Regions from separate parts of the Homo sapiens genome. Here region 1 is linked to region 2. A link is a contact called in ENCODE Hi-C or POLR2A ChIA-PET data. All regions are on one chromosome and are shown on one strand. Each heading gives the region's core, a stretch centred on a gene start or an enhancer-like site at or near the end of the contact. The rest is flanking DNA. Distances are from core to core; before and after follow the strand shown. Region 1 overlaps IGF2BP2 (insulin like growth factor 2 mRNA binding protein 2). Region 2 has its middle 37 kb from the start of TRA2B.

Evidence for each region. Hi-C counts contacts between places; a loop is a spot of excess contacts on that map. ChIA-PET counts read pairs that join two places held with the same protein, here RNA polymerase II (POLR2A). Pooled maps may share reads with other maps.
Region 1: a map of HepG2 shows a loop between it and region 2 (2.2-fold over the local background). The contact joins two enhancer-like sites. A Hi-C loop is called at or near these places in 4 of 168 maps with a recorded cell type or tissue (HepG2, MCF 10A and mammary epithelial cell), 1 of 37 single-sample maps with no recorded cell type and 2 of 50 pooled maps. POLR2A ChIA-PET finds 5 or more read pairs at or near these places in 3 of 52 experiments (OCI-LY7, PC-9 and WTC11).

Annotation. Positions count from the first base shown.
Region 1 is chr3:185,683,662-185,688,686 of GRCh38, reverse strand. It overlaps IGF2BP2 (insulin like growth factor 2 mRNA binding protein 2), which reads left to right. Exons shown (of 16, transcript NM_006548.6): 7 at 1,496-1,630. Among named protein-coding and RNA genes, the nearest start is that of IGF2BP2-AS1, 27 kb to the left of the region's middle. RefSeq lists an enhancer at 1-218. Within about 2 kb of position 3,011, at least 2 of the 41 ENCODE cell types and tissues checked have a DNase peak (open chromatin) inside an H3K27ac peak, as active enhancers do.
Region 2 is chr3:185,898,932-185,903,769 of GRCh38, reverse strand. No RefSeq gene overlaps it. Among named protein-coding and RNA genes, the nearest start is that of TRA2B, 37 kb to the left of the region's middle. RefSeq lists an enhancer at 3,175-3,469. Within about 2 kb of position 3,394, at least 2 of the 41 ENCODE cell types and tissues checked have a DNase peak (open chromatin) inside an H3K27ac peak, as active enhancers do.

The sequences.
Region 1 (5,025 bases), core at 1,762-4,261, 210 kb after region 2:
ATCAGTTGCCTCTTCTATAAAAAGAGGGTTCTGGCTGGGCACCCTCTGTATTACAGAGACTCATCCCTGTAATCCCAGCACTTTGGGAGGCTGAAGCAGGGGGATCATCTGAGGTCAGGAGTTCGAGACCAGCCTGGCTAACATGGTGAAACCCTGTCTCTACTAAAAATACAAAAATCAGCCAGTTGTGGTGGCTCACGCCTGTAATCCCAGCTACTCTGGAGGCTGAGGCAGGAGAATCACTTGAACCCAGGAGGCGGAGGTTGCAGTGAGCCGAGATGGCGCCACTGCACTCCAGCCTGGGCAACAGAGTGAAACTCCATCTCTAAATAAATAAATAAATAGAGGGTTCCTGTCTGTTTTGCCAGGATTATTATGACAATTAGCACAATCAGGGAGATTGAGTGAAATAATTAATATGAAAGTACTTAAATTGCAAAGCACCCAATTACTGACACATAATAATTATTTACATGGGCTGGTACACTTTATTCAGGTCATTCAGTGGGTGTCTTGTAACCTGAAAGAGAAATGCTATTTTCTTCAGAATGTCTTATTTATCCCCAAATAATAGACACTGATATGGATGAGTCTGGAGTGCCACATCTTAGAAGTGAGGAAATAGAGAGGGAAGTTACTGTTTGGTATCCTTTTATTTTAAAATCAGCCCTGGCTTTTCCTCCAAGTTCACTGCGAAAGTGACTTTTATTTGTGTCTTTTTGTGCAAAAATTGTGTAAGGTGGCTTGAAAAAAAAATGTAACAAGTTTAAATAGAAGTGGGGTTAGCTCTCAAAGTGTGTGCCCATTTTTTAGACGTCAACCAAAGACTTGGCTCTAGGCTTTCTAACAACCAAAGTAAAAAGGATATAATCAGTTATGTAATTTTGAAAGTTAACAAAAACAGGTAGGACCACAACTACCCAAAGAAGTCTGATAAAGTCATCAAGCTTTTGAGCCATTAGTCTTAATGGCAGGCTGCCAATGGAAAGGAAACCAAAAACTTAGGCAGAGAGAGGGCATGCCTCTGTTTTCTATCCACACTCAAATATATAAAGCTTGCTTGAATTTGGTGTTCGGATTTGGATTAACATATGGCTTTTAAAAGCTGCAATCAGTTCAGAGACCGGCACTGTGCCAATGTGCAGTATTATCCTTCTCACTTTACTCTTCACTTCTGCAGTCATTTGAAAGACTACACAAAATACTTCATTTACCAAACTGGCTTCATTACTGAGTTGGCTTAGTGCCTTTGTCCTACAGCACTCCTGTAAGAACCGTTCCCTTCTAAATGAAGCTGCAAATAATTAAAATTTGGCACAAGACCCCCTGCACTGCTTGCCTCCTTCTTGGAGAATGGCACTGATTGCAAACGTGCTGATGACGCCTCCTTGTCTGTCTGTGTCCTTGCTGTACATGGGTTGGTGTGACGCTTTCTTGGGGCTAGGGTCCTATCCAGATGACCTTGTAATCATGGCTCCTGATTCTTTTCCTACAGGGTAGATATCCATAGAAAAGAGAACTCTGGAGCTGCAGAGAAGCCTGTCACCATCCATGCCACCCCAGAGGGGACTTCTGAAGCATGCCGCATGATTCTTGAAATCATGCAGAAAGAGGCAGATGAGACCAAACTGTAAGTTTGCATGCAATGCCCAGATCACTCAACAGAGAAAAAGAGTAGATTCTCCCTCATTTAACCCAAGAGGTTTTTTTTAAAAACTCCAAATCTGTTACTCAGTAACAGAGGCAGGGAGGGATTGTGTTTAAGAAATTTGTTCCCAAGTAGAATACAGTGGGAAGTAGATCTTTTGCATTTACATATGGCTGTCTCTTCACTTGCATGTCTCTCGGTGATTTTGATGCTTCTATCACCCATTGATAGTAATTATTGGGAGGAACATACAGACTCATGCTGTCCAATAGAACTTTCTGCAATGATAGAAATGTTCTATATCTGCACTGTTCAATAGCCACATGTTGCTATTGAGTATTTGAAATGTGGCTAGTACAGTGGAAGAACTGAGTGTTTTATTTTTTTACTCAGAGTTTGGTAGCCATGTGTATAGCTAATGCCCATTGAATTGGACAGTGCAAGTGTAGAAAGTATGTTGTCACCAAAGCTATCATTTATTGTCCTGGAAAAGATTTCTCCCACCATGCTTCTAAATTGTTTGCACTCTTAACATTGGATTACATTTCCTTAAGTAGTAGAAACTAGTTTACACATGGCTGCTTTATTCTTCTTCCACTTTTTTCTTCTATCTGTCCTTCCTCCTCACTACCCCCCTCTCCTTTTTTTTTTTTTAAGACAGAGTCTCACTCTGTTGCCCTAGGCTGGAGTGCAGTAGTGCAATCTTGTCTCACGGCAACCTCCGCCTCTTGGGTTCAAGTGATTCTCCTGCCTCAGCCTCCCGAATAGCTGGGATTACAGGCGTGCGCCACCATGCCCAGCTAATTTTTGTACTTTTAGAAGAGACAAGGTTTCACCATGTTGGCCAGGCTAGTCTCGAACTCCTGACTTCAAATGATCTGCCCACCTCGTCCTCCCAAAGTGCTGGGATTACAGGCATGAGCCACCATGTCCAGCCCTTTCCCCTTATTTTATGAAGTAATTATAGGATTCCACAGTGTAATGAGGGTTGTCCCAGTTTGAATGACAAATACAGTTCTTACCAAACAAATTAACTTTGTATTATAAATGAATGAGTGGTGATGGAATAGATAATACAATAAAAATAGACTTTCATGCTGGGTGCAGTGGCTCATACCTATAATCTCAGTGCTTTGGGAGGCCAAGGTAGGAAGATCGCCGGAGGCTAGGAGTTTGAGACCAGGCTGGGCAACATAGTGAGACCTCCATCTCTACAAAAAATTTAAAAAATTAGTTAGACATGGTGGTGTATACCTGTAGTCTCGGCTACTCAGGAGGCTGAGGCAGAATTGCTTGAGCCTAAGAATTTGAGCAATGAGCTATGATTGCATCACCACACTCCAGCTTGGGTGACAGAGCACCACCCTGTCCCTAAAAAAAGAAAAAGTAGATTTTCAGTTTGGCAAAATCTGTTTGTGGGTAGCGGTGGCAGTTTTATAGAGAAGTAGTGAGGGGTGAATCAAATAATGTCAAACATGAGTGTTCCAAAACCAAGATGAAAATGGTCCTTAAAAGAAGAACATTACAAATCTATTCTTAGATTTCATAAGAGACTCTATCCTTTCTATTATGAATTATTTATTCTACTTGGGCTTTTGAAATCCCCCAAATGCCACAGTTTAATTTGAAAAAGACATTTCTCATCCAAGTTCCTGGGAACTTAGTAAATAATACTTTTCTGGATTCCTTTTTTTTTTTTGAGACGGAGTTTCACTCTTGTCGAGTACAATGGCATGATCTTGGCTCACTGCAACCTCCCGTCTCCCGGGTTCAAGCAATTCTCCTGCCTCAGCCTCCCGAGCAGCTGGAATTACAGGTGCCTGCCACCACATCTGGCTAATTTTTGTAATTTTAGTAGAGACAGGGTTTAACCACGTTGCCCAGGCTGGTCTCGAACTCCTGACCTCAGGTGATCCACCCGCCTTGGCCTCCCAATGTGCTGGGATTACAGGTGTGAGCCACTGCGCCCAGCCACCTTCCTTGATTCTTCAACCTAGGTGCAAACAACTTAATAAAATTCTAAATTAGTCAAAAAGACTAATTTACAACTTGGGCTTTTATGTTTTCATGTAGAGCCAAGATAGAGTTTGAATATCTTAGAAAAAAAATTTTTCAGTGCCTACACTGTGCTAATCACTGCTGGAGGTTGAGGCTACAACCATGAGCAGGACTTGGTTCCTGCTTTTTTTTTTTTCCTTCCCCACATACCATTTTTTCACCCATTGGTTCCTGCTTTGATGGAGCAGTCCAGTGGGAGAGACACTCATTAAACAAATAATGAGTAATTACACCAATAAGTAATTAAGTGCAGCTATAAGAAATGCTACAGTGAGGCTGGATGTGGTGACTCACGCCTGTAATCCCAGCACTTTGGGAGGCTGAAGCGGGCGGATCACTTGAGGCCAGGAGTTCGAGACCAGCCTGTCCAACATATAGTGAAACCCTGTCTCTACTAAAAATACAAAAATTAGCTGGGCGTGGTGGCACACGCCTGAAGTCCCAGCTACTTGGGAAGCTGAGGCAGGGGAATCTCTTGAACCTGGGAGGTGGAGGTTGCAGTGAGCCGAGATCGCGCCACTGCACTCCAGCCTGGGCGACAGAGCGAGACTCCATTTCAAAACAAGAAAAGAAAAAAAAAAAAGAAATTCTACAGTGGAAAAATGTAGTATCCAATGATGACATGTAACTGAAGGTCCTAATGAGGGTTTTAGGGGGACAAGGATTTGGGGGTTTCAGAGAATGCCTCCCTGTGTAGGTGACAGAGCCCTGAAGGGACTGAATAAGAGGTAGAAGATATAGGAGAACAGAGATCCTAAACTTTCTTTTTGTTCATTTACCAAATATTTATTGAGCAGTCACTATGTGCCAGACACTATTCTATGTGCCAGGAACTCAGCAGTGAACAAAGCTGACAAAAATGCCCATCCTCTGAAAGTTACATTCTAATGCAGCTTCTTCAAGCACCCTCTTTATTTTGAGGCAGTAGTAATGCATCTGTTAGATGCTTTTGGTCTTCAAGCAACAGAAAATACAAGTGGTATAACCAATAAGAAAAGGATGTCATGTCACATAACAAGAAGTCCTAAGGCACACGGCTCCAAGGTCAGTTGAATCATGGGCCCAGAGACCCAGAACATTTTTCTGCTCTACGTTCCTCAGCATGTCTCACGTTCCCTTGGTTATAATAGGATGACTATAGTGATTTCAGATGTGCATTCCCACAAAAAAGTTACAAATTGAGGGAGAGGGCATCCCTTCCTTGTGTCCTTTTTTCAGAAAACTTCTTTAAAAGTTGTGGTTAAACAACCATAACATAAAATGTACTGTCTTGGCTGGGCATGGTGTCTCATGCCTGTAATCCCAGCACTTTGGGAGGC
Region 2 (4,838 bases), core at 2,145-4,644:
AGAGACGGGATTTTGCTGTATTAGCCTAGGCTGTTTCAAACTGCTGACTCCTGAGTTCAAGGGATCCACCTGCTTCGGCCTCCCAAAGTGCTGGTATTGTTACAGGCATGAGCTACTGTGACTGGCCAAGAAAAATTATTTTCAACCTAAAATTCTAAATTTGAGAGTTGAATAAGGACATCTTAAGGCATACAAAGACTTCCCTTCTTAAAAAAAAAAAAAAAGTCTGGGCGAAGTGGCTCACGCCTGTAATCCCAACACTCTGGGAGGCCAAGGTGGGTGGATCACCTGAGGTCAGGAGTTCGAGACCAGCCTCAACATGGAGAAACCCCGTCTCTATTAAAAATACAAAATTAGCCAGGCGTGGTGGTACATGCCTGTAATCCCAGTTACTTGGGAGGCTGAGGCAGGAGAACTGCTTGAACCTGGGGGGCAGAGGTTGCGGTGAGCCGAGATCACGCCGTTGCACTTCAGCCTGGGCAACAAGAGCAAAACCTCCGTCTCAAAAAAAAAAAAAAGATAACCTGGCCAAGCGCGGTGGCTCACACCTATAATCCCAGCACTTTGGGAAGCCCGGGTAGGCCAAACATGAGGTCAAGAGATTGAGACCATCCTGGCCAACATGGAGAAATCTCATCTCTACTAAAAATATAAAAATTAGCTGGGCATGGTGGCACACACCTGCAGTCCCAGCTACTTGGGAGGCTGAGGCAGGAGAATCACTTGAACCCAGGAGGCAGAGGTTGCAGCGAGCCGAGATTGCACCACTGCACTCCAGCCTGGCGACAAAGCGAGACTCCATCTCAAAAAAAAAAGAATACCCTATGCAACTTTTGAGGAATCTCCTAGATGATGTGCTTTGGCAAATAAGGAAAATGGAACTCTTTTTGTATTCAGAGACACTACTGAGAGGCTTTCACAGGTTTGAAGTAGTCAAAGAAAATTAGATACGTGCACATAAAAAATTTAAAAAATGAAAAAAAATTGGAATTCTAGGATATAAAACAATATTTGTAGGGAATAAGAAAGCCATTCATGGCTGGGTGCCGTAGCTCACACCTGTAATCCCAGCACTTTGGGAGGCCAAGGCAGGCAGATCACTTGCAGTCAGGAGATTGAGACCAGCCCGGCCAACATGGTGAAACCCCGTCTCTACTAAAAACACAAAAATTTGCCGGGTGTTGTGGCGGGCACCTGTAATCCCAGCTACTCGGGAGACTGAGCGGGGAAAATCGCTTAAACCCAGGAGAAGGAGGTTGCAATGAGCCAAGATCATGCCATTGCACTCCAGCCTGGGTGATAAAGCGAGACTCATTCTCAAAAAAAGAAAAAGAAGAAAAAAGGAAAGTCATTCATGCTATATTATAGTACGTGTCTCAAAAGTGAACAATATTGAGATGGTCAAAATAAGGTAAACACTTCCTATCAACTCTGAAAAGTATCATATCCCTAAATGGTGAAGCTGGGAGGAGGAAAACTGTGGGTGTATGAGAAAAGCATGTTCAGTCCTCAAGGAATTGATTTCACTGAAAAATATAGAAACTGATTATACTTGACTTGAAGTAGAATAAAAAATAAATGTGCAAAAAAAGTGTGTATGCAGTTGTGTGTGCGTGTGTCCTAATATTGGCATGCTTTTTGTACTTTTTCTGCATTAAATTTTTGCTTTCAAAGGGGTTAGTTAATGCTTCTGAATTTCATGTGGTCTGGGAACTCTGAAAACAGGCTCCTCTGTTTGATGTCCCTCTTCTTTCTTTCTTTTTTTAATTTTTTTATTTTTTTTATTTTTTGAGACAGAATTTTGCTCTTGTCGCCCAGGCTGGAGTACAATGGCGCCATCTCGGCTCACTGCAATCTCCACCTCCTGGGTTCAAGCGATTCTCCTGCTTCAGCCTCCAGAGTAGCTGGGATTACAGGAGCCCGCCACCACGCCCAGCTAATTTTTTGTATTTTTAGCAGAGACAGGGTTTCAATATGTTGGTCAGGCTGGTCTTGAACTCCTGACCTCTGGTGATCCACTCACTTCAGCCTCCCAAAGTGCTGGGATTACAGGCGTGAGCCACCATGCCTGGCCACAGTCCCTCTTATTTCTACTGAGAACTTTACATGGCTCAGCTGTGTGGCCTTTCAGGAAATTTAACTATACTGATCAAACTATACAGATCAAAACTGACCTGTCAGGAAATCAAGAAATGGACAGAGGAGCGGTTTGTTATAGCTCAAAATAGCATGGAAAAGAAAATGAAGCTCTACTTAGAATAAGCAAAGGATATGAGAAAATAAAACTCATTCTGAAGGATCCGGCTGTGTTTATGAGCTGCAGTCTTGCTAGTGATTTAAGAGATAGGCTTGTTCTGGAGGATTTACATTAGCAAAAGTTGCAAACCTGAAGTGTAGGATTGTAGATTTAAAAAGAAAATACAAATTTCATGCTGTATACACAGCAGTTCTATGAACAAAGTGGGTTTGTTGTTGTTGTTGTTGTTTTGTTTTTGTTTTCTTTTTGAGATGGAGTCTCGCTCTGTCTCCCAGGCTGGAGTGCAGTGGCACAATATTGGCTCACTGCAACCTCCGCCTCCCGGGTTCAAGCAATTCTCCTGCCTCAGCCTCCTGAGTAGCTGGGATTACAGGCATTCGCCATGTCGCCTGGCTAATTTTTGTATTTTTGGTAGAGTCGGGGTTTTGCCATGTTGGCCAGGCCGGTCCCAAACGCCTGACTTCAAGTGATCGGCCACCTCGGCCTCCCAAAGTGCTGGGATTACAGGTGTGAGACACCGTTCCTGGTCTGAACAGTGTTTCTATCGTTTTAAATTTGGTAAGGCCGGGTGCAGTGGCTCACGCCTGTAATCCCAGCACCCTGGGAGGCCGAGGCGGGCAGATCACCTGAGGTCGGAAGTTAGATACCAGCCTGACCAACATGGAGAAACCCCGTCTACTAAAAATACAAAATTAGCTGAGTGTGGTGGCGGGCACCTGTAATCCCAGCTACTCGGGAGGCTGAAGCAGGAGACTCGCTTGAACCTGGGAGGTGGAGGTTGCAGTGAGCCGGGATCACGCCATTGCACTCCAGCCTGGGCGACAAGAGTGAAACTCCATCTCAAAATAATAATAATAATAAAATAAAAAACGAGGCTCGCTGGAAAGGAATTACAGATGTTTCTGACCCTTGTTAAGGGATTAATCAGATTTACAGAGTTAATGGTGCAGTCTGGATCTGAGGGCTGGAATCAATTTCCCTGAGACACTCACTTCCATCCAGCAGAAAGTAGGAGGGTGTCCAGTGAGTCACTCCCTGACCGGAAACTGCTGACACCAGGCACCAGCAGGTTGCTGACTCAGGCCAAGGGGAGCTCCAAGCCCTCATCACCCTCAGTGCATGAATCTTCACAGCAGCCATTGGAGCAGGGCCAGGCTTACAAATGGCCTTTCATGCCACTTACCAAGAGTGAGTGTTCACTAATTTTTCTGCCCCAGGCAGAGGAATAAATGACAGTGACTTTCTTGGCATTCTCTCCTGAGAGAAGTACAGTGAGTTCAAAATGTAGAGAGTCAGGTAAACTTTGCATTTCTGTACAGGTCCAAGTCTAGAAGTTGTGCAAATATAATCACATGTGTGGGTTTGCCTATTTATTATCACATCATTGAAAACAGCTAGATGAATGAAACATTTATGTGTGAAGTTTAAAGACAGGGAAAACAATACCATATTTGTGGAGACACCTACATATGAAGTAAGGTGATAAAAACAAGCATGAGGATAGTAAATGCAAAGAGAGGCATATATACGGAGCTTCTGCTTGTATTTGTATTGCTTTATTTTGTAGTCTGAGTGATAATGATAAGGGTGTTTCCCATTATTCTGTATACTCTTGTGTGTGCTTATATTTAATATTTAATAATATTTAAACATTTAATACTTTTTTGTCTCAAAAAGTATTTTACCTTTTTCTGAGCTTTATTGGAGTATAATTTACATGCATGGCTGGGCGTGGTGGCTCACACCTGTAATCCCAACACTTTGGGAGGCCAAGGCGGGTGGATCACATGAGGTCAGGAGTTTGAGACCAGCCTGGCCAACATGGTGAAACCCTGTCTCTACTAAAAATACAAAAATTAGCCGGATGTTAAATTAGCCAGATGTGGTGATGCGCACCTGTAATCCCAGCTACTCAAGAGGCTGAGCATGAAAATCGCTTGAATCTGGGAGGCAGAGGTTGCAATGAGCCGAGATTGCGCCACTGCACTCTAGCCTATGTGACAGAGCAAGATTTCACCTCAAAAAATAAATAAATAAATAAATAAAATAAAATAAACATCTACATGCAAAAAAAGTACCCTTATTACACAATTCAATGAGTTCTGACAAGTGTATAGTCACATAACTACCTCTGAAACTCATGATTTAGAATATTTTCATCACTCTCCAAAATTAAAAATATGAAAGCTGAAAGGCAAGTATTTACACTTCAAGCCATGACAGAAACTGATACTCAACCAGCTCTCCCTCAGTAAACAGCTATAAAGCTGGACAAAATACATGAAATAACTGTTGTACCTCAGGCAACACAGCACCATGATTCTTCAGCAAAGGGAACAAACAAAACGAGCCCGCATGCCATGGCTTTCTCTCTGGAGCCAATTTCTGGACTGTGGTGTCTGAGGGGTAGCCCAACCAGAGGACAAAAGTCTCCCTGACTTAAGAACACGGAAATCAGAGTTCAGGACTACCTTGTGTCTGGAATGTGTAGGGCAGATTACCAAAGAGAAAGAACCAATGCCAAGGAGGACCTCCAAAAATCTGCGTCGGGACCCTGTTGAGTCTTCGTCTAAATACTAAA